2 separate regions of the Homo sapiens genome follow, and region 1 is linked to region 2. The links are chromatin loops, found by intact Hi-C in ENCODE. Cell type or tissue: ascending aorta. All regions are shown on one strand. Each heading gives the region's core, and the rest is flanking DNA. Links, peaks and the distances in the headings are about the cores only. Region 1 has its middle 27 kb from the start of LINC01142. Region 2 has its middle 120 kb from the start of GORAB.

Region 1 (15,715 bases), core at 6,404-11,403, 100 kb after region 2:
TCATGTTTTGAAACTGTTCTCTTTTTCTGTGGATATTTTTTCATTCACTAGAAATGTGTTTTTTTACATTCCTCAGACCTGAAGAATGAACTCTGCCAGGTGAGTTTAATTTATTACTCTGCTGACCACATCACTATTCTGTCTTTCCTCCCTTTTATTTTTAAAGGGGTAGTGTTCTACTGAAACGTTGGTATGACATGTCTTTATAGAACAATAATCTTTTACTTTAGTGATGCTTTAAAAAATGTCCTTTAAAAACATCTAGTTGGTGTAAAAATAAATCCCAAATACCTATGTATTTAATTCATATGTTTCATGTGACTCAGGTTTTTGTTCCTCCCTTTGCTAAAATGTTCAGGTCAAAAAGATTTATATGTCAATTAAAAATTATTATTATAGTATTTTGAAAGTTTTGAGGTATTTGTTTTCTTATAGCCTTCATCAATATAACTTGTCTTAATAGAGCTTCAGGATGATAATCAGAGGCCAGAACCCAGAGTGTGCATACGTCTGTGCACATGTTGTTGATGAATCAGCTGGGGTATAACAACTCTCAGGAATTTTTCAGAGCCTAAGGAAGACCTGTGCCTAAATAGAAAGCTATTCCACCTATTCAAGGAAATAGAGTGAAGTAGGATTTGGGACAAGGAAAAGCCAAATGAGGAATTGAAGTAAAAAATTCTATGTCAGGAGCAAAACCAGGGTCATTGTAACCTGAAGTTATTAGCACTAGCTTAATAATATGCCCATTTGCTTATTTCATTCACAGATATTTGGTGCTCCTAGTAGAATGGTCTTCACACTTCAGTACCCATGGGACTTACCTGAAGAAATTGTTCAAATACAAAATTTTGGGTCACTGCCAGAGATCATGATCCATTTGCTTTGGGGAGACACTCAAGACATTTCCTTTTAACAAGCTTTCAGGACATTCTGATGCAGATGGCCCTTTGGATGCACTTTGAGAAGCAATTTTATAGCATCTCAGGCATAGGATGAAGACTCAAACAGATTTACAAACATGGAACAGACTTGTCTTATTGTTCAGAAAACTTTGAACAAATAGTGATATGTATTTTAACATTGATGATAAATAATAGCGGTAATAATAGCTACTATATGCCAGGCATTATTCTAGATTATACTCATATATTATTTCAATGAATCCTTAGAGTTAACAGTCTTACTCTCATTTTACAGTGAAAGAGACTAAGGTGCATAAAGATTAAGTAACATGTCCAAGCGCAGGAGCCCAGGCCTCGCTTACTCTCAATAGTCTCTAACCCTTGTCTCCTGTCCTATATGCTCTAACCAGGACAGTACAGTACTGGACATTGCTATATAAGACAATATATGGTAAGTGTTGAGAATAACACCTACAAGTTGGTTTAGTGGGTATGATGGAGAAGGAACTTACATTTATTGAGTGCTTACTGCATGATAGGATGCATGTATTTTTAAACACCCAGTGAGGTATAAATTATCATCCCATTTACCTTCAGTTTCCTCATATGTAAAGAGGGGATAATAAAATATCTTATCTCACAGGGTTGTTAAAGATGATTGATTAAAACAGATAATGTAATGTATCTAGCACAGTGCTTGGCTTAAGCTCTTGATAAATGTTAGGTACTATTATTTTCACTATTACTATTTTTAAATTGTTTTTAATTGACAAAATTTGTGTCTATTTATGGTGCACAATATGATGTTTTGATATATGTACACATTGTAGAATGGTTAGATCAAGCTAATTAACATATCCATGAACTCACATACTTATTTTGGGGGGTGAGAACATTTAAAATCTACAGTCTTAGCAATTTTCAAGTATGCAATATATTGTCATTATCATTACTTAAAGTTGAAAAATTTGAGGCTCAGGGAAGTTTGAGAAATTGGTTGAACTTAGCAGTTTTCAAGTATGCAATATATTGTCATTATCATTACTTACAATTGAGAAATCTGAGGCTCAGGGAAGTTGGAGAACTTGGTTGAAGTTACCCGCTAACAGGACCTGGGATCTGATCAGCCTGGCTCCTCTTCCATGCCGTGCTGCCACTCAGCCACTGGCAGAGTAGGATGCCCTGCCTTCTGGTGACCTGGGAAGGCTTCGTGGATGAGACAGCTCTAGAGTCGGGTTTGCAGAATGGGTAGAGTTTCAAGCACAGAAATAACAGTGAGGGTACTCCAATTTTTGCCTGAGCTATTTACCTCACCGAACTTATGTCTGTAATTTAACAGAGCCCAAATCTTTCAAGACTTCAGCCTTCAGAACTTCTGCCAAAACAAATTTCAGGCAGGTTAAAGAAAAATGTTTCTGGATTCCTTCAAGACACTCATGTGAAAGGTGCAGGGAAAGCTTGTGTATTTAGGGAAGAAACAGAGGCTGGACAGCAAGATTGCGGCAGCAGACCGGATGCGGTATCCTAAAGAGGCAGGCCATGGCCAGCCCCATGGGCGCTGAGTGTCAGTGTAAGCCTGCAGAAGGTCACAGCCTGGGGGATGTGGCCCCACTCCATGGGGTGGAAAGAAGGAATTTTACTGCCATGAGCCTTTCTGGAGGAAATTCAAAGGCTAAAAACGTAGCCCCTGAGCACTGGAGTTACACCCATGGAGTATAAGTCACTTATCAGTGAATCATTCCTTCAGTGCCAATACACCATGGAAGAAAGTAGGAACCCACAGAAGCTCAGTTTCTCCATCAGTAAAATCAGGGGCCACATGAGTGGGAAGGGTAAAGGCGAGGCTGCAGTCTGCTCTCCTGGCTCCCCGGCCAATGTTCTTTCCCAGCCACAACTATGTCGGCTCCAGGGTTTCTCTACAGAGGGTGGCTGGCAGACAGCCCCTCCACAGTCCTGACCCCAAGGAGCTCTGGAAGGAAGAGGGAGTTAGAAAATTTCCTTTTCTGTCTCTTTAGAAACCCCACTTACATTAGATCCCTCTATGGAAAAATTTCTTTGATTTTGTCTTCAGTCTGATGGCTTTTTAATTTAACCAGTACCTTCATTTATTCATCCATTCAACAAGTATCTGTGAAGCACTTGTTGTGTGCCAGGCACTGCTCTAGTTTCTTTGGAGACAATGATGAAGAAAGGAGACAGCAATCTCTACCTGCATTGGGCTTATATTCTAGGAGATGGAAAGAGATGATCTGTAAATAAGACAAATGTCTGAAAAATATGGTACATTGGAGGCAATGAGTGCAAAGAAAAAAATAAAGAGGAACAGAGGTAGAAAGTTGGTGGACAGGGGAGGCTAAACAAGGGATGGGTAGCCAGTGAAGGCCTCCCTAAAAAGTGTCACCTAGGAAAAGCCCACACAGATACCTGGCGAGAGTATTCCAGGCAAAGCGGCAAAGCAAAGGCCGGAGTAGGAGTGTACTTGGAATGGTAGAGAAACAAAGGCTGGAGTGACCAAGAGGAAGCACACTGGGAGGAAGTGAGAGATGAGGTCCAGAAGGGAGCAAGGAGAGTGCAGATTGTGGCTTCTCTCTACCTGAGAGGGGATGACTGTGGGGAGTTTTGAGCAGAAGAGAAATGTGATGTGCCTTGAGTTTTATCACAATCACTTTGATTATTGTGCAGAGAAGGGAACAATGGTCAGAGCAGGAGCCCAGCTAGGAGGCCATTGTTATTCCCCAGAATTATTGAATTGATTATGCCTAGCTGGTAGTTGGTATTTCCTGTCATTTTTGAGGTCTTCTAAATGCCAAGTGTGATTCTATAGCGTCTCTTTCCTGGGCTCTATAACTTTTTCTCCCTCGGCATAACATGCATGAAACAAACCTCACTATTTATTCCTGCTGCTGGATATCCCTGCTGATTCTGAACAATGACAGCCCTGACACAAAGAACTGCAGATGATGTTGAGTTGAGAGAGTGGGAAGTACCTCATACTGGCTCTTCAACACCTGCTCCAGTCCCCTTTGCATGTGTCTTCCTGTACTTCAGAGACTGGAAAAGCAGAAAGGAGAATGATGCTTTCCAGGTCTCCTGGTAGCTCCAGTTTCTAGGGGGATTTGATTTCCTCCATGCACACACACTGCTGCAAGACTTGGAGGCAGAAGAGAGCACAGGGAGGGGGTGGTCAAGTAGAGAAAGGCGAGATTCTCTGGAAAGGATGGTGTCAAGGAGGAGGAGCCTGGATTCTTTAAGAGGAGCTGACATTCTCCTGTCACAAGTGCCAAGTGGTGAGCAACCAGGCCATGACAGAGGGATGTGCCTCAGAACATCATTTCCCCTGGATGCTGTCCTTGGCCAGTACTCCCCAGCTTGGTAAGTTCCATGGACCATTTAGAAATTCTGTATATTTCCAACAGCCTCTAATAAACCCTGTTTGACTCAATGAGTCTAAGATGGCTGTAGAAGATTCTGCAGTCTAACCTTAGTTTTAGACTTCAGGAAGGACAGGGAAGCAAAGGGGATTTCATCAGTGTTCTGTCCACCTTCTAAGGAGACTTCCTGGAAGCCTCCCACAGAATTTCACTTACATCTTGCTAGCCATAGAAACTTAGTTACATGGCCACACCTAGGTGCAAGGAGGCTGGGAAATGTAGAAGTTTAGCTGGACACCTTTTCATCTCAATAAATAAAGGTTTTCTGTAGTAAAGAAGTACTTCTTTCTCTTAGTAAAGAAAAGGGAAATAGATATTGGGTAGGCAGTTTGCAGTCTCTGCCACAAAGGATACACATTATTTTAGGGTCTTGATACATATTGCTAAATTGCTTTTTTTTAGAAATGTTTACACTCTCATCATCATCAAAAATGAAAAATAAAACATGGGGAAAAATTAAGTGTACATATCCAAATGTTTGTTATAGCCAAAAACGTGTCTCTTCATATCAACAAAACAAATATTCAAGTGCCTAAAATGTGCCAGGTTTAGTCCTAGAAAGTGGGAAGAAAGCATGAAACAAAACAGGCAAAGAGCCCTGTCCTCAAGAGAATATGGTTGCAAAATTTGCCACTTAAGGACTGTGTTTTCATAAGCCCAACCACCAGATTGGCTGGTTAAATATTGATTGTTGGCAAAAATTGTGATTTGGGTTTTGTAATGGTGATCTAAAGCCTTCCTTTTGACATAGATTGTTTGAATGTAGAATTCATAGTCTGTTGAGGGTGCTAATTTGTGGCAATGAAGTTTAGTAGTAAAGTTCCAGAATATAGATCTTACTATTCTCCAAGGTGTTCAGTGGTGAAACTGTCTCATCTAAGAAAGTGATCCTGTAAAAAAGGTTAAAAGTTGGGGTAGGGGGGTGTGCAGGTAGAGGACAAGAGCCAGCAAGTCTAAAAACACAGAAAATGAGAGCGTGTGAAGGGAGCTGTGAGTAGCGCCTGATCAAGCAGATGCCAAGTGAAAGGGTGACAGTGGCAGCAGATGAATCACAGTAAGGAGTGGGCCAGATCATGATACTGTATTAAAGAATTACAATTTTATTCTTCTGGTAAAAGGAATCATTAAAAACTGCAGAGCAGGATGTGATGTTATCAAAGTAAATAAAAGGATAGAGGCAAAGTTATTAGCATGGCGCCTGGCACCTAGTAAGCCCAGATAAAATGTTAGCTGTAATGATAATTATTATTCCTTGATTACAAGCATCACTCTGGTAGCAGTGCGGAGGATGGGTGCGGGACGGGGAGATTAATTAAGAGGATTTGGACAGTTGACAACGTGAAAAGAAGAAGATAGAGAAAAGAGACATTCAGGAGAAAAACAACAAGACTTACTGGAAGATGAGGTTGAAAAGAAGAATGTAGGGTGCCAACGTGGGTGCCTAGGTATGTGATGGACCCATTCACTGATAAAAGATGTGGGCAAGGGAATGTTTTTGTAGGGAAATGATGAGGTGCCTTTAGCACATCCAGATAATCATGTCCTCTTGCATCTCAATTTTCTATTCCAATCCAAAACATTGATATTACACCATTTCAAGGGACCTGCTGCTTCCATTCAAAGGGTGACAAAGACTTCAAATGCTTTGGCTGGACTCACGATCTCTGTTAGAACCAAATGAGGAACAAGATCACCTGTCATCCTACTGTTCTCTTGCAACCTGGGAATTATTTCTTCCAGGCTTTCAAGCCTGTTAGCTCATGTGCAGGAGGAAGCAGAACATTTACTCAGGCTCCTTGCAAGGCTGGTTGCCACATGAAGATGCTCACCAAAACCAAATTTATGCTTTTATTTTTTCCGCTTATCTTGTCAGGAGTGGGAGCTGAGAGAGGGGAACTGCAGTAAGGCTGTTCTCTTGCCTCAGTGGCAGAGAGCAAGGAGGGCCTCAAGGAGCTCTGCTTGCCCACCTGGACCATTTAAATTAAGAGACGAGCAAGATGCCAAGTGCACAAGGGCAGACTGCCTGTGCAATGAGCTCACAGAAAGGTTGTCTGGCAGGGGCAGCTTCTTTGAGGAATAAAATCCTTGTAATTCACTTCCCTTCACTAAAACACAGAACTTCCACATGTAAGAGCTGGGTGTCTTTGTAAAAGCAGGGGGAATTTATAAATTAGACATTATTAAATTGTGTTTTACTTGCAGCTCATTTATTTTTAGGCCTAGCATAATTGCTTTCAGACCTCGGGCTTGCTGCAGTGGTGATTTTGTCCAGCTCTGCAAGATGACCTGGAGACTCAACTCCAGGCACAGGGATAACAGTCCCCTGCTTCCTACACTCTAGAGGGTCAAAAGCAAAGCCCAGACCAAAGACAAGGGAGATGAGTTTTTGGTTCTACTCCTCAATCACCCAAGCTACTTGATTATGTTAAACCAAATCCAATCCCCTTTCTCTGCCCTCATACTCAGGTAACAGCTTTTAGTGTCCTTCTTTAGAAATATCAGTGTGTTATATAGAGTAATGGAGTCAGATCTGGATTGGGATCTCATTTGTACTCCTTGGTTGCTTCAAGTTAACTTAGTGCAAGTTAACTTAATCCTTCTGAGCCTTCAATTCCTTCACATGTAAAATGGGGCTAATAGTAGGACTGATCTAACGGGGTTGTTGTAAGACTGGCTAATATAACACAATGCATATGAAGATCTCAGCACACTGCTTGGTATTCTATAAATGGTAGACATGGTTAGATAGATGGATAGATCAAAAGTGTATGTTCAATATGGTCAGTGCATGCAGGCCAAGCTATGTAAGTTTCCAGTAACAAATAACCAAGTCCTGTCTAAAGATTTTTAATCAGAGCCAATATTCCAGATGAAGCAATCACTTTTGACTACCTACAGTCTTTCTGTGGGGAGAAACAAGATGTAATATTTTTAGAGCAGGTCCCACTAGTTAGTTTTAAATTATGTAAAATCTGCTGGGGTTCATCAAGCAAATTAATCCTTTCATTCTGGGGTCTTTTCTCCAGCAGTGACAGTTAAAATTTTGTAAAACTAACAAACAAACAAACAAAACAACAACACTGACAACTGCTTCTTTTCTTCCAGAACCCTTCCTGCTCATGGGTTAATTCCTCTTTATTCCCTGAAGAGGTAAAAACTTTAGAAACTAACACAAGGGATTCCATTACCATTTTTTATTAGTCATTTATCTACTGTTCCCATGTTACTATACTAGAAGAACTGTAACCACCCAAACACCATCTAAAAACACATAAACATAATTTGCAAGAAATTTTCTGACAGGTCCCCTTGGGCCTATTTGATATAAGCTTAGTAACAGAATGCATTTTAAGTCAGTACATTTTTCTGGCTAAAATTACCCATTGGTTCCATATTTATGTAAGAATGTGTTCATGCTCTCCTGGGGCTGGACTTCATCCTCCATACTCCCCCTGGGGTGTAGCTCTATAATGAACCAGTGGTTTTGATGACTTCCCGAAGTTCTCTCTCCTAGAACACATGATCTGGAAAGACTAAAACAGAGGCCAAAGGAATGCCTTGAGAACACTATTAATTTAGATGCTATGTCTTTAAGGAGTTGGGAGAAGCAGTATCAGGAGAGTTTAGCAGACCTGGGAACAAATAGAAGTTAATTCCTCTTTCGGTGTGCAAATGATGTTCTTCAGACTTACAGAGCCTGTCACACACAGCAAGCCTCCTGCCTTTCCCCTTTCCTGATCATCTCTCACTCAAAAACTAAATGTGCCCTTCTAAAACACAGCTATGTTTGAATAAGAGCTCTACATTAAACTCTTTAGACTTTGTAATGAAGGCACTAGCCTGGCACATATGCCCTTAACTTTGTGCCTTTCCAGCTTTGTCTATCACCGTCGCTGTCATATCCTCCACTTCAAACACGCAAAACTCATCCTTCCCCAAATTCACCATGATTTGCTCTCTCCAACATCTTTGTGTTGGCTGCTTCTTTTGCCTGGTGAAATCGCACCCATTAGTCAAAGCCCAGCTTAAATATAGTCTCCTAAGGGAAGGATTCCCAGTGCCTAAAACTGACATAGTCACTTTCTCCCCTGTGATCCTGGCACTTTGTAACAGGCCTCTACTGCAGCACAGTACACACTAGTTTGCAATTAATTTTTATTTGTCCCTCTCCCCTATTATATCGTGATATTTTCAAAGGATAAGAAACATGTTTTATGAATTTCATGTGCCCCAGTGTTTCAAAAGTAGTGAGTGAATTAAAGAATGAATGAATGAACCAACCCAGCACATGGGTCCAATGATAGATGGGAAAGAAGATGAGATATTAAGCAGGGACCCACCCTTTGCTTCCACATTGTCTGGACTAACCTACTGACTCAGTTTGTGAGAGTTTTCTGGGAGATGATACAAACAGACCCCCATGGAAAGACTCCCTGCTTACAGAAATGCAAGGGGGCCTTCATAGGATGAAAGAGCTTCTTAAGTTTTCTGTCATTAAAATTTACCAAAGAGAGGGCAGCATCAAAAAGTGCTATCAGTAAGAATAGAGGGGGACCATGCAAGAGAAAATTGGGTGCAAAGTTTCCTTTGCAGAAAAAGTACAGCTCTATGGGCTGGGAAATTCTTCCACTTAAGAGTCATATGCTCTGGAATGTGCAAGGGGAAACAGTCTCAGTAGGGTCTTGACTCAGCAAGGCCTGGAATTGATGCTTGGGCTGTTCTGCAAGGTCCTAGGGCATTTAGATTCACAGCGGCCTGAGCCCAGTTGCACACGCCGGCATGTATCAGTACAAGCTTTAAATCAGAACCACCCGTTACACCTCCTCCTCTCTCTCTGGCTCTGAGCCCTACCCTCAAAACCCCCTCCCTCCCTTCACTGCAGGCTCATTAAGGCCTTTCCCAGTGCAGAGACACTGCATTTGGGGGACTGTTGGAGTGTTTGATATTTTCCACTCTGCGTGTCAAGGGCATTTACAGTCGGCGTCAGAATGTTATGTCGGTCTGAGGAGGCACTTTGAAGTGTTTGTGGTAGAGGCCACATGTGCAAGCAAGATGTGCCTCCTCCCGATCCCTGGATCCCTGAGGTTCCTGCTCAGCTCTTTCCCAGAATCATGTGACAATGAACAACACCACTTAACCCTTTGCTTCGTAGTGTAGTAGCTGGTTATTATTACCCTTATTATTATTATTCATTATTTTGAAAAAGTACTTCATCCTCTTTCTACATCTTGGCTTTGGAGATGGTTTGGTGGCCTCTCCTTGCCTTCCAATCACTACTTCTTGGACCCTTTTTGTGGCTGTTACTGCTAACACTCTTACATAAATGCATATGTAGAAATATATTTCCAAATAGTACACACAAAGCAAATGCATATATCGTAATACTGTACAGATGGTGAAAGCAATGGGGTTCTTGACACTTTCATACCATTTCATAGTTCATTCCAAAAGCCAGCAGGCTGGCCAATCATCCCCTTCACCAATCCCAGAGTCTCTGATGCTCAGCCATCATCAACACAAGAAGCCCCCAAATGGCATCACTGTTTTTCCCATTTACTAAATGGTCATTCACAGGTAGTCTCTCCAATGTCACTCGGCCTATTCCGTGAAAATCTGGGGTCCTGAAACTCTGAGCTAAAATTTGAAGAAGAAAAAATATGAGACTTTCAGAGGAAATGTTATCAGCCAACCTGAGTCTCTTACTTGCTACATGGTTTGGCTCATGCAATGGAGTAGGGCTTAAGTTGATAACCTTCAAATCTCCTCTCAGCTTAAAGAGGTTCACTAATGCTCAGCTCTCAAATAGTCTGGAAAGGAAAGTCTTGGACATGGTAGAGTGGGCTGGGGTGGAGGCACATGGCTTCTCTCAGAGACAATGGGCATCAGTCTCTCCGGAGATCAGTTTATATTAACAAAGCACCAAGCAATACGGTGGAAACAAGACAGTTTTTTTTGTTTTTGTTTTTTTTTTGAGATGAGTTTTGCTCTTGTTGTCCAGGCTGGAGTGCAATGGCACAATCTCGGCTCATTGCAACCTCTGCCTCCAGGGCTCAAGCAATTCTCCTACCTCGGCCTCCAGAGTAGCTGGGATTACAGGCACACGCCACCACACCTGGCTATTTTTTGTATTTTTAATAGAGACGGGGTTTCACCATGTTGACCACGCTAGTCTTGAACTCCTGACTTCAGGTGATCCACCCACCTCAGCCTCTCAAAGTTCTGGGATTACAGGCATGAGCCACCACACCCGGCCAACAAGCAGTTTTTAATGAACATAAGTCACTTTCAGGCATTAAAAGATCAAGACCCTTTGGCAAAGTTGCCTTGGGCTCAACTCCATTATTTAGAATGATTTCTGGAGATATTTACTAAATATGGGATTATCCCCTGCAATAACAGCTATACTTCTTTATTTTGATTTAGGGGTCTGAAGAAAGAAAAGAGATGTGCTTTAACATTAGACTATCAAAATACTAATAATAGTTACTGTGACACAGACAATAATGTGCTAAGTAAAGCATTACCTTATTTAAGGCTCATAATAACCCTATGAGGTGAGCATTGTTCTCTGTATCTGAACCTCATGGAAGTTAATGGCATGCCCAAGGTGGTATTAGAAAATGGAGGGTCTAGGACATGGACTCAAAACTTTCTGACAGTTGGTGGGCCTTTGCCTGCTAGTCTGTATTATTTCCCCAAATAGTTAACCTTGTCTTTATTATTATGTTGTCCTAACAGTGACTCTAATTTATCGTCCTAACATTGACTTTAATATCTGCATTACTTATGTCCATGACACAGTTCTGCTTATTCAAGGTCAGGGTCAGTGACCTTTTCATCTCCTAAGACAACTCCTAGCATACTGCCTTCCCTGGCCTCACATGTTCCCCAGCTCTGAGTCAGGGGTGTTTCATCAATATCTGTTGAATGAAGGAATGAGTGAATGGCATGTAACAAGCCTGGGAAAGGTGCTGGAGCCTAAGGCAACAACATCTCTCAATTTCTGTAATGGAAGTCTGCCCTGGGACTCCCCCAACACAAACAGGACACTTTCCCAAAGCAGCCAGGGGATTCAAATCCTTTAATGCTGGGAATCCAGAAATCCTCCCCTGACAGCATAAACTTGCAGGCTTCTTGCACCTCTTTCTTCCAGTGCCACAGACTCTGAGCTTTATTGGCCTGCCAACAATTAGGCACACACACACACAAAAAAATGGATCAAAGAGGAGGACATTGGCTTACATAGTTTGTCAGAATAACTTTGCTGTTTGTATTTGCTATGCACAGTGTCAATTCTCTTCTACAAAATAGGGCATTTGCACCCCAGTAAAGAGCCTCACTGAGAAGAGCGACAAAAGGGAGAGAGTTAATAGTGCTCTGTTGCAAAGCTGTCTTATCTTGTAAGCTGTTCCCAGGAGGGCTGCTAGCATGGGATCAGAGGGGTATACCGTGTGTTTTTTTTGGGGGGGGAGGGGGTTGCTTTCTTTTTTTTTTTTTTTTTTACACATTGGTTGGAATGAGAAACCTTTCCAGTAACTGTGTTCTGGAAAGAAAATATTTGATATGGAATAGTGTCCATGACATGTGATCCCTAAAAAGCCCACTTGGACCAGTGCTTGAACCATGTTTTCAATCAAGAATTGCTACCTTCAGTACCTCCTGGCTTTCAACAGTGGAGACCCTGACCCAATAATTTCCTAAAAAGGCTTCTCCCTTTATATGGGTCTCTCTTCTTAGCAGAGCTTATTTATTTTGTTTCCAATGTACCAGAAAAGAGATATGTTTTTCTGTTGCTGAATGGATTAATCCAAGTATTTTTATTTGTCTTAGAGCAGAGTTGGCAGCTGGTTCTCACAGGAGAGGGGATTGGCAGCTAAATCAATTTTAAATTAGGCATTTGTCATGATTTAGCCTACTCATAAACCTTTAAAAAATCCCAAAACTTAAAGGTCAAAACTAACAGAACTAAGATCTGCCTGTTTTTTTGAATTAATAAAAAGAGTTGGTGGTTCTTTGCCTGCTAACCTGTATTACTACCCAAAATAGTTAACCTTTTCTTTATTATTTTATTATGCTACATTTTCCTCTACACTTTTAAATTTTATTTATGTTGTCTCTTTCTTCCCTTGTTTCATATTTTCCCTTGCTCACTGACTCATATCTTTCACTTTCTACACCCTCTGTTTTTTGCTCACTCGATATTGTGTGTTCCAGATTAGCAGTAGGGTGGGAAGCCAGTGGAAGATAATGCACTTTGGAAAGGAGAGTGTTATTTCTAATCTCTATCTGTAGCATTGTTCACTTCTGTATTAGTCTATTTTGTTTTGCTATAATAGAATATCTGAGATTGGATAATTTGTAAGGAAAAGAGGTCTATTTAGCTCCCTGTTCTGCAGGCTGGCAAGTTCAAGACTGATCAGCTACATCTGGTGGCTTCTAATGAGAGCCTCATGCTGCATCATAGCATGGTGGAGAAGTGAAAGGGGAAACAAGCATGTGAAAGAGAACAAACAGGAGAGGCAGCCTGGCCAAATAACAGCCCATTCTCAAGGGAGCTACTCCATTCCCATGAGAACTAACCCGGTCTCAAAATAAAGACATTAATCCAACTTAAGGACCTAATTACCTCTTAAAGGCATCACCTCCCAACACCATGACATTGGGGGCCAAGCCTCAACATGACATTTGGTGAGGACACATCATATTCACACTGTAGCAATGTCCATATAAGAAATTCCTCAGCAGCCTCCACCTGAGCACTAGCCTTTCTGTTGCTATTGCTTTCCTTCTTTATTTTCATTGTTTTCTTCTTTTTTTCTCTTTTCTCCTCTTCTATTTTCTCTGCTTCTATTCCAGAGGAAATAAAAATAACGATTATTTATTGATTACTGAACATAGGCTAACTATAATATTGCACACTTTTAAATTATGTCATTTAATAATAACTAGAATCCTAAAAGTTAAGTGATTCTCTTACCATTTTATAGATAACGAATCAATGCCTTGCCCAAGCCAGTGAGAAAATGGAATAAGGACCACACCCCAGCTTGCCCCAGTACATGTTGCCTTTAGAGGTGAGTTCATTCTCCATTTTTCTGCTGACTTCAGGCCTGAAGGTTCCAGTTGCCATAAGGGTGCTGGGTGCAGGCCCTTTCATTTAAGATCTAGATTCCTGGGGCTTGAGACGTTGACATTTAGGCTCAAGTTTCCTTTAGGTATGTTTTCAGCAAGGATATCCCAAGGCTAATGGGAGTGTAAGAGGAAGAAGGAGTCCTTTGGTTTTCTTTTATCAATTGTTATTCATTTAGATAATTTTTATTTTTTAAATAGAAGAAATAAGATCTAGTGTTTGGTAGCATAATAAGGTGACTATAGTTAAAAACAAATTATTTGTATATTTCAAAATAACTAGAAAAGTGGAATTGGAATGGTCCTAACACACAAAAAATGTAAATGCCTGAGGTGATGGATCAGTTACCCTGATTTGATCATTACATATGGTATGCTTGTATCAATGATTCACATATACCCCATAAATATGTACAACTATTATGTACATACAGAAGTACAACTATTATATACATAACAATAAAAATTTTTAAAAACACCCCAAAAATGAAGTTTGCATTTATCACATCATTTTAATTTTGCATTAGGGTGTAACTCACTAAAAATGAAAATAAAAATACTTTTCAGTAGGAAAACACATTAATTTTAAAAAAAGCCTAGTATAAAACATAAGCATTGTGATTATCATTGAAAACCATTTGATTGCCACAAATTCAAATGAAGTAGTGAATAAAAACCAAGTAGCATTTTATACCTTAAATAAATGAAAATAGGACCATTTCAAGTTTAAAGGCAATAGGTCAAACATTGCAGAAGATGACAAGAGTTAAATCTTAGGTCTAGGAAATGGTTCAAGAACCTCTCTTCTTTTCACCATGAGAGCTTCAGAGAGAGACAAAAGACATCTAAACAAAGAACTATCTACTCAACCTCCTTTTAGAAAAGTTGCATTGATGATAGCTTTACTTGTAAAGATTTGGTGATGACTTTGCCTGTTATAATATGATATTCTGCAAAAATTAGATGGTATTGAGTTTCCTTCCTAGCTTGAAGCAAGTTATGCTTATTGATTTCAGTATCGATAAGCAGACTTAAATTGGAGAATGAATATTCCAGTGACCTAATTGAATCTCAGATATTATTCATTTTTGTCTTTTATTAGTTTGGTGGGCCAACTGAATGTGAGTAAAATAATGATAAATTTATTTTATAAACAAGGAAATATTCATTTGTATATCTTAACTTGGCTCTGAACCTTTTTGCTACTTCCACCAAAGTCAGCTAAATCAAGGATGGTTCATTTGAAGAGGTTCCATTTGACGCAATATATATTTATCTGTGACCCATATCTCATCCCGTGAGAATTCCCCCATTTGGGGGAAATGCATATTTCCTGCTCCTGGTGTTTCCTCTTACGTAAAGGGTATGCATTAATGCAACACTTGTGGCCTCTCTCCATCTTTTGGCTCACTCCTGGAAGGGTGGCGGTAGAGAGGGCAGGAAGTAGTAACTCAGTTGATTGGTGCTCTTGAGAAGAATTGGAGATGCTTAGCCCTGTCTCTTCCTTTCTCCTTCTCAGAAGAGCAATGTTCACAGGGTACATGTATTCATCTCTTTATCTCTGGGAACTGGCTTTGTTCCTGCAGAATAGGAAAACTGGTCCCAGTCCAGTGCTGCAAATGAATATGTTGGTACAGTTTTAGGGTCAAGACCAACTATCTAATTTTCAGAGCTCCAGTGAAAGGTGAAAATGTGACTTCCTTTGTTTAAAGATCAGGAAAAATATGCCATTAAAGGAAGACATGAAGCTTTTCCTTTTTTCCACTTTCACTCTCAACTTGTCTTGGTGCTTTTTGTTTGCTACTCATTGTCATTCTAAGTAAACTGAAAATTTTAAATAATTACTACTATGATTTTTTCATTCATCTTCATATTCTGCAATAATAGTTTTAAGCAAAAATATCAGAGCATTTAACTCCTATGCAAAACCACAAAAATTCTCAATTTGTTTTTATTGGCTTTTTCTTAGAGGGTGCCTCAAGCTGGCCAGGTGAGCTAAACATTCCAACTAGCAATAGAGAATGCTAGCAAACTAGAAATAAAGGACATTTTCTCAACCTGATAAAGGTCATCTATTAAAAAAACAACAACACAACTAACATCATTCTCAGTGGTGAAAGACTTAATGTTTTGCCCTTAAGATCAGAAAATAAGCAAAGAATGGCTTCTCTCACCACTCCTTTCAACATTGTAATGGGGGTTTTAGCCAAGAGAATTGGGCAATAAAACAAAATAAAAGCCAACCAGACT
Region 2 (15,715 bases), core at 3,690-8,689:
ACACAATTGCTTCTCTACTACCCTAGTAACCTCCCAACTAATCTTCCCACTTCTATTTCCACCACTCTCCCTAACTTATTCTCCATATGGCTGACAAAATGATGTTTTTATGCTTAATTCTGGTTAGCAGAATAAGCATTTTTTAAACTTACAAATACAGAAATACATTTTAGAAAGAAAAGTCGATAAAATGGTTCAAAGTAGTTCTTTGGAGTTGAAATCAGGATGGGATTTTTTCCTAATTATTACAATATAATTGCTGTAATATCATTTGATGTTTTGTACACATGTATTATACATGTGTTATTTTGGCAAAATAACTTTTTTTGTCAAGGAACACAGTTGTAACTGCTGCATCCTTGATGAGGCTATCCACTACCATCCTGCCATCTCCGTCTTGGGGCTGCTTTAAATTATCCTTCCCAAGTCCTGTTTCTTCATCTTTTCCTTCAATTCTAAAAATTCCTTTTTAGTTGGGGTTGATTTCAGCTGTTTGCAACCGAAGAGCTCTGATTGATATACATGGACAAATGTGCGTCTCATCTTACGTCTCTCCAGTGGATCCCCACTGCCTACAGAGCAGTAAAGGGCCTTGGCTGGCCATCTGAGGACCTTCGGGACCAGGCCCCTCTTCTCGCCATCAGGTCTCTGTCACCATTTTTGTTTCTAGGGGAGCCAGTCACAGAAACTGACTGTGCATCTATGGGTGTGCTAGGCTCTCCCTTTTTTCTGGAGTGATGCTTCTTCTTTCTTTGGCAGATGGTTATTCACTTTCAGTCCTTGGCTCAGGTATCAGCTCCACCACAAAAACACCACTGAGTCCTTCATTTGTGCTCCTATAGAGCCCATATATACCTCTACTTACTATTCCCTGCCAAAGATTGATACTATTTCTTATGTATCTGTCTTCTCCATCAGACTCTAAGATAATCAAGAGCACAGCTTCGTTTATTTTTATACTTCCAATGCCTCCTACATCCCATCACACTCAAATTTAATTTTTATTTTTATTTTTATTTTTATTGATCATTCTTGGGTGTTTCTCACAGAGGGGGATTTGGCAGGGTCATAGGACAATAGTGGAGGGAAGGTCAGCAGATAAACAAGTGAACAAAGGTCTCTGGTTTTCCTAGGCAGAGGACCCTGCGGCCTTCCGCAGTGTTTGTGTCCCTGGGTACTTGAGATTAGGGAGTGGTGATGACTCTTAACGAGCATGCTGCCTTCAAGCATCTGTTTAACAAAGCACATCTTGCACTGCCCTTAATCCATTTAACCCTGAGTGGACACAGCACATGTTTCAGAGAGCACAGGGTTGGGGGTAAGGTCACAGATCAACAGGATCCCAAGGCAGAATAATTTTTCTTAGTACAGAACAAAATGAAAAGTCTCCCATGTCTACTTCTTTCCACACAGACACGGCAACCATCCAATTTCTCAATCTTTTCCCAACCTTTCCCCGCTTTCTATTCCACAAAACCACCATTGTCATCATGGCCCGTTCTCAATGAGCTGTTGGGCACACCTCCCAGACGGGGTGGTGGCCGGGCAGAGGGGCTCCTCACTTCCCAGTAGGGGTGGCCGGGCAGAGGCGCCCCTCACCTCCTGGACGGGGCGGCTGGCCGGGCGGGGGGCTGACCCCCCACCTCCCTCCCGGACGGGGCGGCTGGCCGGGCGGGGGGCTGACCCCCCACCTCCCTCCCGGACGGGGTGGCTGGCCGGGTGGGGGGCTGACCCCCACCTCCCTCCCGGACGGGGCGGCTGCTGGGCGGAGACGCTCCTCACTTCCCAGACGGGGTGGCTGCCAGGCGGAGGGGCTCCTCACTTCTCAGACGGGGCGGCTGCCGGGAGGAGGGGCTCCTCACTTCTCAGACGGGGCGGTTGCCAGGCGGAGGGTCTCCTCCCTTCTCAGACGGGGTGGCTGGGCAGAGACGCGCCTCACCTCCCAGACGGGGTCGCGGCCGGGCAGAGGCGCTCCTCACATCCCAGACGGGGCGGCGGGGCAAAGGCGCTCCCCACATCTCAGACGATGGGCGGCCAGGCAGAGACGCTCCTCACTTCCTAGATGGGATGGCAGCCGGGAAGAGGCGCTCCTCACTTCCTAGATGGGATGGCGGCCGGGCAGAGATGCTCCTTACATTCCAGACTGGGCAGCCAGGCAGAGGGGCTCCTCACATCCCAGACGATGGGCGGCCAGGCAGAGACGCTCCTCACTTCCCAGACGGGGTGGCGGCCGGGCAGAGGCTGCACTCTGGGCACTTTGGGAGGCCAAGGCAGGCGGCTGGGAGGTGGAGGTTGTAGCGAGCCGAGATCACGCCACTGCACTCCAGCCTGGGCACCATTGAGCACTGAGTGAACCAGACACCGTCTGCAATCCCGGCACCTCCGGAGGCCGAGGCTGGCGGATCACTCGCGGTTAGGAGCTGGAGACCAGCCTGGCCAACACAGCGAAACCCCGTCTCCACCAAAAAAAATACGAAAACCAGTCAGGCGTGGCGGCGCGCGCCTGCAATCGCAGGCACTCGGCAGGCTGAGGCAGGAGAATCAGGCAGGGAGGTTGCAGTGAGCCGAGATGGCAGCAGTACAGTCCAGCTTCAGCTCGGCATCAGAGGGAGACCGTGGAAAGAGAGAGAGAGGGAGACCGTGGGGAGAGGGAGACGGAGAGGGAGAGGGAGAGCTTAAATTTTTTGTGAGCTGAAATGGATACTTCTGAATCATAAAAGGGGTTAAATTATATATTACATAATTTGCATGTTAGTTTTTTTAAAACCTCTATCCAAAAAGGTACTTTAAAAAATACTAATGTTAACAACACTCAAAAATCAAGTCAGCTCTCCTATGTATGATGGTTGGTCTTTAATGGATAAAGAGTAAAGCTCTATTGACCTTTCGGGGAGAAATCATCAGGCTCTCCTTGATTGCACTGCCATGACGACATGGCAACATCAGTATGATCTATTTAAACATATACTAAAATCTAAATGTCTAGGGATCTGTCCTTGTTCACATTCATTTGCTAGGGCTGCTGTAACACAGTACCACAAACTGAGTGACTAGCTTACAGTTATGGAGACTAGAAGTTCTAAATCACGGTTTCAGTAGGGTTAGTTTCTTCTGAGGGCAATGTGGGAGAATCTGTTCCATGCCTCTCCGCAGCTTCTGGTGGTTGCTGGCAATCTTTGCAGTTCCTTGGCTTATAGATGCATCACCCCAATATCCTCCTTCATCTTCACGCTGCATTCTCCCTGTGTATGTGTCTGAGTCCAACTTTTTCCTTTTATAAGGATACCACTCATACTGGGTTAGGGCATGTCCTAATGAACTCATCTTAACTGGATCATCTGCAAAGACTCTATTTCCAAATGAAATCACACTCACAGGGGATAGGGCTTCAACATCTTTTTGAAGGACAAAATTCAACTCATAATAAGTGTCTACTGTGATCTCTTGCCACTTTCCCTTCCCTGGTTACACTGGCCTTCTTCTGTTCCTAGAACAGATCAATGGATTGCCCTTCTCACTCTCATGGATTTGGTACTTCCTATTCTTTATACTTGGAAAACTCTTTACCTGTCCACTATAATCTTCTTTAGATCTGAGGGCCAAGCCAGAGAGTCTGGCCCTGACCACTCTATCAAGGGATGTCCCTCCAGCTACCTGCTGTTAGTCTATTTATTTCTGTATAACCCTTACCACTCCCTGAAATCATCTTGTTCTTTTATGTGTTTGCCTCTCCTATCTAGAATGGAAGTTCCAGGACCACAAAGATCTCACCTTTCTTCTTAATGATGCACCCTCAACACCTAAAACAGTACTGGGTGTATAGTAGAGGCTCACTAAAGAATGACTGTGTTACATTGAATTAAATGTACTCACAAGTAAGGTAAAAAGACAATCATTTGGAGTCACATAAACAGATAGCATAAAAATTTACCAAGGAAACAATAAAAACGAGGATGTTATCCAACAGTTATTTTTTTCAAATATGGAAACACCACTATCCTCCCTTCTCCCATGACTCAACGTTGCCTTGGATCACACGTCACTTTTGTTTTAACATAGCCTCCACTGACCACCCTATTTAAAATCACATCTCTCTACCTGAGCCAGTATTCCCACATAATTCTTTGTTGTTCTATTGTTCCATAACACTTATCATTTCTAAAATACTCTATAATAAACTTATTCATGCTGCTTTTTAAAATTGCCTTTGTCTTCTCCAGTAAAGACATTTGTCCGTTTTTTTCACTGAAGTAGCAAAAGAATTTAGAACAGTGCCTGGTACCTAGTAGGTGCTCAATAAATACTTGTAGATGGCTGAATGAGAAGTGCTGTCTTGCCCTTTCAGGTTCCAAATTGTTTACTTGGGCACTATGGCAATAACAGAAGCTTATTTGTAAATGAAAATGTAAAAGAAAATTCCAGATTAAAGAAGAGAGAATTCGAATCAATATGGTGTGCACAATGCTCAGTGTTTTTATGCAGGTTCTTTCTATCCTTGCTTAACATTTTGATGTTTATTGGTTCCCACATATTAAGTTCCCATTAGGTTAAGTGAATCCTGCAGGAGCTGTATTGGTTCTGAACTCCGGGCTTCACTTTTGCCTTGACCATAATTGAGGTTTTTGTCATTCTCTAGGCTGAGTGGTTAGTGGTTAGTAGTCAGTGCAGTCTCTAGCCAGGCCTATTATATTTCCTTTTTCTAAAGAAACGTTTTCCCCGCACCATACCAACATAAAAGGCCTCCCAACAATCCAGACCAACCTTTGTCTTAATGGAGTCTGAAGTTCACTCCCCTGTTTATGATGTGTAACAACTGAAGTGGGAGATATAAAGTTTGCAGCTATTATGTAATCAAAAACATTTGTGTTTTCCCAAAAAGGAAGGAGGAGGCAAGAAGGGGATGGGGAGATGGGGAGGGGCGGGGGATAGGAAAAGGAAAACCCCCAGATTTAGAAGCTCAGAGCCTGTGCTGTGAGCAGGAAGTTGAAACTCATCCAGCTGTCACATAAAAACAAAAGAAAAATACTTTATGTATTCAATCATTATTAAGGCTCTGCATGTCTATTTCCCATGTTATTTGCCAGCAAGTATATATTGGTTTTCAAATGCTAGCATTTTAAGAGCAGTAAAAATATTTGCTTTTAAGTTAAAAATTGCTTCATTTCTGAAGGCCATAAAAACAAAAATTCATGTGGTAAAAGAGAAAAAAAAATATGTTACTCTCACCCTCAGCTTCAAGCATTCTTTACTGAAACCAAAGAGCCCTCTATTGCTAACTTGGAAGGGCACTTTCTAGATGGAGAGTTGCTGTAGGCTGAGCCAGCAGTGCACCAGTCCCAAAAATGTTTTTTAGGAATAAAGTACCCAGTTTCCAGTGATGTTGTAGAGGTGGACAGGACTTAAAGGCTAGCAGATGATCGCCCTTTGGGCTGCCAGCACATGCTTCTTCTATAGAGAGGAGGTCTCTTTAAGCCAAACTGAAAGACGGGAAATTTGGGGAAGTAAAAGTTTTTTTGGGCATCTTTCTCTTTTAGCTTCTCTGTATGAATAGGGAAACCACAATTGGAATTGAATTATTAAATTTATGAATCTTAGCATTGTGAAGTGTTAGAACTAGAAAATACTGAAGAAAGCAAAGGCCTAACTCTGTATTTTGCAGTTGAGAAAATTGGAGCACAGAGAAATGCTGTGACTTTGCCAAGGTCATGAGTCTATTCAGCATCTGGGCCAAGCTTCAAACTCACTCACATAGTTGTCTGAAAATAAACATTGAATGAAAGTATTCTGATTGTGATTTACTCATTTTCCCTCTTTGGTCGTCTAATAAGTGTTTTTGTGCTGTCCTCTAAAACCTTATAGAAAGATTATTTTACTACTTCTGGAGGAGAAAACTCACATATCACTATTTAGTCTATTTACTTCATTTCTATAAAAGACCATCTTGAGAATGTGTTTTATACACTCCAGGTCCACATAAACATAAAATTTGATCCCTTATGAATAGAAATGTTTGTAGTGGATTCTTAAAAGGCAACAGTGTTCTGATGCAGCTTTCCCACAGGAAAGAGTTCCCGAATTCCCAAATTCCTGTTGATGATGCCAATTTCTCTTGAAATTAAGACTTTGTTTATTTCACCCTCACTGTCATTCTTGCCCATTCACCATACCTCCAGTTTAAGTTCAGCCTCTTTTTTTTTTTTTTTGAGATGGAGTCTCGCTCTGTCGCCCACGCTGGAGTGCAGTGGCACAATCTCGGCTCACTGCAACTTCCGCCTCCCGGGTTCAAGCGATTCTCCTGCCTCAGCCTCCTGAGTAGCTAGGATTACAAGCGCACACCACTATGCCCAGCTAATTTTTTAATTTTTATTTTTATTAGAGATGGGGTTTCACCATGTTGGCCAGGCTGGTCTCAAACTCCTGACCTTGTGATCTGCCCACCTTGGCCTCCCAAAGTGCTGGGATTACAGGCGTGAGTGAGCCACTGCACCCGGCCAAATTCAGCCTCTCTTTAGATACTTCTGTCTTAGCTCCTTACTCAACACCTTTTTGGCTTCAGTTCAAAATTGCTCTCCGAGAGGACTAAATAACCTTGATGCTCATTGTCACCTCTTTACTGCCCTTAGTCATTGATTGGCATGTTTTTGTCTATCCAGGTCCTGGTGCAAAGTGCCCTGCTAAGTTCTCCTGAGCTTAACATCTTCTTTCTATTAATACATCCTAAATTCTTGACACTTTTATCTTCTCTCTTACTTTCTATATTTATTACGTTTGAAATAAATACACACAAAATAATACATCAATCAACTTCATCCCTGTAACTCTTGCATATATGCATGTGTGTAGTTTTAACAAATGATAATACAAACACTTGTGTGTACACCATCAAGTTTAAGAAATAGAATACTGTTGATGTTGTTGAAGCCATTATAGGCTCCTCCTGATTGCACCTGCCTCCCTTCCAAATATTTATTATTCCATTGCTTTTCTTTATAATTTTACTATTTATGCATATGCCCCTAAGAGATGTTTAGTTTTGCTTTTGTTGAGGTTTAAAAACATGGCACCATATATATATATATATAGCTTTTTGTGACTTGCTTTTCCTGCTTACTATTTTGTTAAATTATTGCTTATCAATACATGTTACTTAATTAGTTTTCATTGCAGTAAGGAATTCCATTATATGACTATTTCACAACTTATTCATACTTTCTACTTTTGACTGATAGATATTTGGGTATTCTCAGTTATTTGTTTTTACAGAAATTGCTGTTATGAACATGTTTATTCATGTCTCCTGGCTTATTCATTAAATATTTTCTCCAGAGTATAAAAGAATAAATTTATTTTTACATTATAGGCTATAAGTATTTTCAACATTATACCTCAACATTATTAGGTAATGTAAAACTGTTTCCTGAAGTCACTGTACCATTTATATTCCCATTACTCCACAATCTCTCCAAAACTTGGATTTATCCAACTGTTTTTTGTTTTTGTTTTTTGCTAATTTGGGTGTGTGAAATTTTATCTCATTCATAATATTAATATGCATTTCCCTAGTTATTAATGCAGTTGAACATTTTTACATTCAGACAGGCCATTCCTGTTTCCTCTTTTAATATATGAACATGCATATTCATGCATTTTGCCTACTTCTAAGAAATTGAATGGTCTGTCTTTCTGTTGTTTATTTATATGAGTTCTTTTTATATTCTAGATTCTAGGCTTTTTGTTCATAATGTATTGTAAATATTGTCTATGAATTTGTGACTTTTTTACTTTTTTGGGGTTTCCTTTTGATGTTCAAAAGTTCCTAATTTTAATATAGTCAAATTTCTTTACTTTTCTTCATAATTAGCATTTTAAAAATTTTGTTTAAGAAATCCTTCTCTGCCTTGGGTTCACGAATTATTCTGCTAGTTCTTTCTAAAACTGTAAAATTTTTCTCTAGAGCTATATGGATTTTGTATGACTGTGTAGTATGAGATATAATCTTCTTTTTCTTATGAATAGGCAAATGGACCACTACTATTTATTGAACAGTCTAATCTTTCCTCACTAATCTGTAACAAAAGCTCTGTTATATATCAGGTTTCCATATTTGGCTGAGTTTATTTGGGGCTCTGTATTTCATTCCACTGGGCTATGTGTTTATATCTGTACCAATAGCATATTTACTTATTAGATTAATTTTATATTAAGGAAAGATTTCTGGTGTGGTGAGTCCTTTCAATATAATTCTTTAAGAATATCTTGGCTACAACAAGCTTCACAAAATGAGTTGGGCAGTTTTCCTCTTTTTCTCTTATTTGAAAAAGTTTTGTGTAAGATTGAAATTACCTGTTTCTTAAATATTTGATCTAATTTATCTGAAAATGTCTTTACCAGGTGCTCTATTTGTGAGAAGATTTAATTGGATTGAATTCCTTTAATAATAAAAAGTTCTTCAAGATTTTTATGTCTTCTGTCATTTGGTTAAGTTACATTTTTCTAATAATGTGTGCAGCTCACCTAATTCCTCAAATTTATTGGCACAGAGGCTTTAATGATAGTCTCTTGCTATCTTTTTAAACGGAGTTCCTTCTCCAGTTGTGTCCTCTTTTGTATTCATAATATTATTCATCTGTGCCTCCTTTTTTTCCCTTTAATCTTACCAAAAGTGGATCAATTTTATTAGACTTTTAGAAGATACATTTTTGGCTTTTTTGATCCTCTCTATTGGATCTTTGATTTTTCTTTTATTAACGCATCACCATTCCTTCAATGGTACATTTCTTTCTGATATTGCTCTAATCCTTTAGCAAATAACTTCATAAATGAGTTCACAGTTTGCTGAAGGAACAGGTGACAGGTTAAGGAATTTCACACCATTCCCTCCCTGACTTTAGCAGAGATTGGCTATTGCCCAGTTGGGCAGAAAGTAGCTTTGGGTTCGACAGGGTGGTATATGGTATTAGGAATATCCATAACATCAGAGTCTGAAGAGGATACACATATGCCTTTGACAGCCCTAATCACATTACCATACATTTGATACTAAGATTTTCTTACTTGCTTGTTTAAACTACATACTGGTGAATTTCCAAAAATGCAATTTTTACCTATATGAGAGAGATAACAATTTCCCACCGATTAAATATTTTGACAGGGTGAGCGATTAATAAGGGAAGACAAGGAGATAGAATTGCTGAGGATGGAATGAATTCTTGAAATGAATACACTTGACTATGAGATAAAATGAAAAAATAAAAAGAGGAAGAAATATTGGCAATTATTTTTCATTCACATAATAACTTACAGTTTTCTTTTTCAGACATCTGAATAAGCAAAACCTCATTTGATTCTCTAATAGCCCCACTATCAGTGAGTTGGGTAAAGCAAGTATTCTAGAGAATATAGAAGGAGAAGCAAGTACCTGGGGGTGGTTTCCTTAGGAAAGGAAGTCATCTGCTTGACTGAAGACAGCCTTAATAATGAAACAACTGATAAATTTTTAAAACATTTTGTCGAATTGCTGTGATGCATAGAGTACCTTGAATAGATTTTGAGATGAACTTGATTAACAGGCAACTTGTTTCAATTGACATAACCTTCCTGAGAGTCATCGTTATTCCTTACACTGATTTCCTCTTCAGAATCTAAGATATAATATACATCTTTAATTTATCTCATCACTCTAGTGAGGCACCTTCCAGCATATGCTTTTGAATTTGTTAACTGAAGGCATATCTTGAGTTTGTAATCCATGAAAGCTGGTATTAAAGACAAAATAAATATACTTCAGGAAAGATAACATTTTTCACAACAGATGTGAGAGCAAAGAAACTGCTGACATGTTTATTAGCAATGGATAAACTGAATGTTTCAGTTTGGCCCAGCACCCAGAAAATGCAGATGTGTATCCAGATGCAAACCTCTAGAGTCTGCAAAATAAAATTTGTATTGGACATTTTACAAGATCTTTGGCACTTCCTGCTTGACAAGAAGTACCCCTGAGGGCCACCTATCTCATGATATTTAGGCAGTTTTTCCCCTACTCTTGTAAGAGCCAAGAATTGCAGAGGGCAGAGGGCACAGTACAAAAAAAAAAAAAAGAAAAAGAAAAGAAAGAAAGCAACAAAGAAAGGAAGAAAGAGGAGGAGAAAAAAATAGAAATGAGAAGTTTACTGAACTTTTTTGACCTTCAAGTTAGGATTTTTAAAAAGTGGGTCTGGAATATGAGATGACTCAGTCATCTTTCTTCACCCTAGGTTATTTTTACTAGTTGTGAACACACCAAGCATTCCTTAGCTCTTGCGAACATTTATTTGAATGCGTAAGGTCTCAGTTTAATTCCTGTCTTTTCCCTGGTGGGAAAGTACTTGACTAAAGTCTTAGCTAATTTCAGAATGCAGTGATTTTTTTTTAATGTATGGACAAATCCTAACCAAAAAGTAAGGCTCCATATAGGAATCTATGCTTTTAACAATATCTATTTAGGATAGAAAATACATTAGAGAGTGTCCAAAAACTAAATAATTTGGTATTGTGCCTACTCTAGGGGGATGTATGGCTGAGTTAATTAAATTATTGATTAAAGAATCTTCCTTACAACTCATTTTCAACAAAGAAGGAGCCAAGAACATACAATGATGAAAGAACAGCCTCTTAAATAAATGATGCTGGGAAAACTGTATATCCATATGCAGAAGAATAAAACTAGGACCCTATCTCTCACGATATACAAAAGTCAAATAAAAAGGAATTAAATATTTAAATCTAAGACCTAACACTATGAAACCACTAGAAGAAAATGTTGGGAAAATGCTCCAGGACATTGGTCTGAGCAAAGATTTTTTGTGTAAGACCTCAAAAGCACAGGCAACAAAAGCAAAAATAGGCAAATGAGATTATATCAAGCTAAAACACTTCTGCACATCAAAGGAAACAATCAGCAAAATGAAGAGAACCACAGAATGGAAGAAAATATTTGCAGACTATCCATCTGTCAAGGGATTCAAAACCAGAATATATAAGGAGCTAAAACAACTCAATAGCACAAAAACAAATAATCCGATTTAAAAATGGGCAAAATATGTGAATAGACATTTCTCAAATGAAGACATATAAATGACCAACAGGTATATGAAAAATGCTCAACATCACTAATCATCAGGGAAATGCAATCAAAGCTACAATGAGATATTATCTCACCCCAGTTAGAATGGCTTTTATCAAAAGACAGAATAACAGATACCGGCAACAATGTAAAGAAAGGGGAACCCTCCCACTGTTGTTGGGAATGTACATGAGTGCAGCCACTGTGGAGAACAGTATGGAGGTTTCTCAGAAAACTAAAAATAGAACTACCATATGATCCAGGAATTCCACTATTGCGTATATCTCCAAAAGAAAGAAAATCAATATATCAAAGAGATATCTGCACTTCTGTGTTTATTGCAGCACTATTCACCATAGCCAAAATATGGAATCAAACTATGTGGTCGTCAATGGGTGAATGGATAAAGAAAATGTGAGATGTATATAGATGTGGTATACAATGTGATCTATCTATCTATCTACAATGAAATATTATTCAGCCATAAAAAAAGAAATTCTGTAATTTGCAGCAAGATGGATGGAACTGGAAGTCATTATGTTAAGTGAAACGAGCCAAGCACACAAAGACAAATATCACATGTTCTCACTCATCTGTGTGACTTATAAAAGTGGATCTCATAAAAATAGAGAGTAGATTGATGGTTATCAGAGGCCAGGAAGGGTAGTGAGGAGGGGGTATGAAAAGAGATTGGTTAATGAGTATAAACATGCACCCAGAAGAAATAGGATCTTGTGTTCAGTACAACAGTAGGGTGACTATAGTTAACATTAATTGATTATACATTTCAAAGAGATCGAAGAGAATAATTAGAATATCTTAGCATAAAGAAAATATAAATATTTAGGGTGATAAATATCCCAATTACCCTGATTTGATTATATGAATATGTCAAATTATCATATGTGCCCCCAAAATATGTATATGTAATACATATCAATAAAACGAGAATCTGACTTTTCATCAGTTAGTTTTTAAAAAATTAACAACAGTAATAGATATAATTTATTCAACCACATAAGCCAAGTACTGTGCCAATTGCTTTACATGCCGATAGTAACAATTGCTAACATTTGATCAGTTAGCGTGTTACTCATTATGGTAAGCTGTTTACTTGCATTATTTTATTTAATTCTTTCAAAAATTCCTTAAAGTCAATTTCACTATTATGTATATTTGCTGTATGACAAGACTAAGGCTTAGAAAACTTAAGTGATTCTGTAAGATGTTTGACAATAAATTTAACTGAGGGAAAGCTGTTTTGAGATGTTTGGATTGTTTTTGTAATGGTGAAATTATTTTTGTGAACTTGTTTAGAACTTAGAAGGCCTTGAAAGTTGCAATGGCATTTAATTCATACACCTAACAAATTACATGCTGATTTGCTCATGACTTGTCACTACTATTCTCTCCTTGGTGCCAGGAGAATATGAATCTGTAGTGAGTTGTTCAAATAACTGCACTTCTTTGAGGCACCAGGACTCAGAAACCAAGAACCCAGTAAAGAACGTGGGGTCAAGACAGAAATTAGTACACAAAAAGTAGATATTTAAAACAATAGATTTTCATCAGATCAAGCAACAATAACCAAGTGAAAGTGTTATTTAAAAATTGGTGATACAATCCCCAGGAACCCCCTTCATTGTGGCTTCTGGCTTTCTTTATTTTATATACAAACTTGATCCTAAAACATCTGTGCTTAAAAGTCATCAACATGGATGAAATTTGAGGCTTCATCTTGAATTGATGTCTATGTGTGCATGTTTCTGGTACAACAGCAATGCATAAATGTATTTTCAGGATTGTTTAGAAACATAACATTTTAAATATTTGTTTCAACAAGACAAATGTAACATTTTAACAATTTTCATTACAAATATAGTGATTGTGAAAATGTGCATATGCTTGGTCATTTACCTCACTCACCAGACATGCTCCTACATGACTGTGGCAGTTGCTAACGTTCAAATCCACTCTTTAAAAGTGCAGATTTGCACCACTAAGCAGATACCAAAGAATGCTTTAGAAGCTGTTATGGCAACACAAAAGGAGTATTTCCAAAAAAAGTTTGGATTGAGAAATAGCAATGTCATTAGAATAAATATGTTGTCTCTTAAGGCAATGACTTTCCTAAAATGTAAAGGGAAAAGTATTTCCTTTGAAAATGCCAAGCCTTATACATTTTCAACATTTGTTCTCAAACTTCAATGGGTATAAAATCATTTAGGAATTGTATTAAAACAAATTTGCAGGTACTATGGGATCCAAATCTCAAATAATTCAGTGGGTCTGCAATGGCATTCAGGAACCTGTGTTTCAACAAGCTTCCCCCAAGGAATTCTGATGCATGTGATCAACGGGCAATTTTCTGCAACACACTAATCTGGATACATTACTAACAGCCACATCCTATACACCCAGGAATGTAACTTTACTATTTCATGTTTTCTTTCCTTAAACCATCTTGACATAGCTTAAAACCATGTTTGGACTCCCTCAGTTATTTCCAGTTTCAACTCAAGTACAATAGTTGACCTTTTCACTATGACTTTAAGCCAGTAATTCTTACTGGATTACAAATAAAATTCCTCAGATTCAGAATTGTAATCCCTCCGTAATGTCCAGGACTACAGGCTTATAGCTTTGTCTGTGCCTGAATTGTTTTTTAGTGGCCCTTGGGAGAAAAGCATGGTTTCATGGGGATAACAAGTATGTATGACATGGTCCCCACTTCGAGGGCACTTCTAGAGAGGGAGAAAAGTTGTGTGTGCAAGTAACTAAAATGTCACAAATCATAAAAGTCAAATGAATAGTAGAGTAGCATTTCCTAAATCATGTTTCATACACTATTTATGACCCCGAGATGTTAATAGGTGTTACAAATGAAAAATGATTTTATGCCAAAGATTTTGTAAATGCTGAACCAAACTTAAACAATTTTATTTGTGAGGCTTATTGAAACCTTTAACATGCTAATATGCTTTATTATGAGGGATTATAGTACATCATCTCACTTGGTGCTAGAGATTTTCACAAACTGACTAATTTAACAGTACACCAGTATAATACGCATCACACTTGGAGTATTAGGGTTCTCTTAGAGGAACAGAACTAATAGGATATCTATATATCTATATGGGTGTTTATTAAGTATTAACTTACATGATTATAAGGTCCCACAATAGGCTGTCTGCAAGCTGAGGAACAAGGAGAGCCAGTCCAAGTCCCAAAACTGAAGAACTTGGAGTCCAATGTTCTAGGGCCCAAAGCATCCTGCATGGGAGAAAGACGTAGGCTGGGAGGCTAGGCCCATCTCGCCTTTTTAGGTTTTTCTGCCTGCTTTTTATTCGTTGGCAGCTGATTAAGGGTGGATCTGCCTTCCCCAGCCCATGGACTCAACTGTTAATCTCCTTTGGTAACATCCTCACAGACACACCCAGGATCAATATTACATCCTTCAATCCAATCAAGTTGACACAGTATTAACCATGACACTTGGTAAATATGTTCAGGCAAACGCATAGGTTTTCTAAGAAAGATGAGATAATTCTTCAACAGGGTGCTTAGAGAAAGTCTCATGTAGATGTTGGCATTTGAGCTATACGCAGTGCTACTTACAATCTTTGTTCACCAAAGACAAAATATTCATGGAAAAGAGGGGTTCACAATATAATTATATTATAAGTAGTTATCCTTGAAAAAGGATCCTATCCTCAGATTTAAAAATAAAAGCTTTGAATTTGACAATTTGGAGATTAACCTTTGAGCCAGCAGTGACTGGAGAAATAGAGTGGTGGAAGCCAAATTTCACAGAATTAAGAACGAAGAGTTAGTGAGGAAATAGTTCCTAAACGAAGATTTGTAAAAGAAGATGCCAACCTGGTGTGGTTAATAGTAGAATTGGAAAGCCATTTTTTTTTAAAATGGGGAGAGGCCTGAATATTTTATCTTATCTTAATGAATATATTTTTTAGAAGCATATTGTGAGTCTGTTCCTGCTGCTATAACAAAATACTTTAGCCTGGGTAATTTAAAAACAACAGAAATTTATTGCTCACGGCTCTGGAGGCAGGGAAGTCCAAGATCAAGGTGCCAGCAGTTAAAATGTGTGGTGAAGGCTCTCTGCTTCATAGATGGCACTTTGTTGCTGTGTCCTCACATGACAGAAGGGGTAAGGGAGCGTTCTTGAGCCTCTTTTATATGGGCACTAATTTGCTTCCTGAGGGTGGAGCCCTCATTACTTAATCACTGCCCAAAGGCCCTACCTCTTAGTACTCTCACATTGGCTACTAAGTTCCAACATATGCATTTTGGGGGGCACCAACATCAGACCATAGCACACATTTAGAGGCTTTTTTTGAAATGCAAGGTTCTGACTCAATGACAAAGTCATTCACTAATTAAGTCATGACAAAGTCATTCAGTAATTAAGAAAATAATACAATCATTATTTATTGGGACCTACTGTGCACCAGCTCTGATGCAGGTTCTGGTATATAAAAGTGATTTACTTATTCTCTCTTCTCAAATCACTCCAGGAAGAAATGCCTCAAGGCACAGCCATTTTGGCTGAGTTGGACTCTCATATGGTAATGAAAACTTGGAGGAAATAAA

The links. Peaks named below come from ENCODE experiments on the same cell type or tissue, not always from the same donor. Only the 100,000 strongest peaks of a DNase experiment are listed, where the experiment ranks them.
Region 1: it touches region 2 in a loop (2.1-fold over the local background); 2 of 110 quality-filtered maps call a loop at or near these places.

What each region holds. Positions count from the first base shown.
Region 1 is chr1:170,303,177-170,318,891 of GRCh38, reverse strand. No RefSeq gene overlaps it. Among named protein-coding and RNA genes, the nearest start is that of LINC01142, 27 kb to the right of the region's middle. RefSeq lists an enhancer at 3,297-3,798. In ascending aorta, for the core only: no CTCF peak of the experiment used is centred there; DNase peaks (open chromatin) are centred at 9,091 and 11,321; H3K27ac peaks cover 2,087 bases.
Region 2 is chr1:170,405,183-170,420,897 of GRCh38, reverse strand. No RefSeq gene overlaps it. Among named protein-coding and RNA genes, the nearest start is that of GORAB, 120 kb to the left of the region's middle. In ascending aorta, for the core only: no CTCF peak of the experiment used is centred there; a DNase peak (open chromatin) is centred at 5,707; H3K27ac peaks cover 3,149 bases.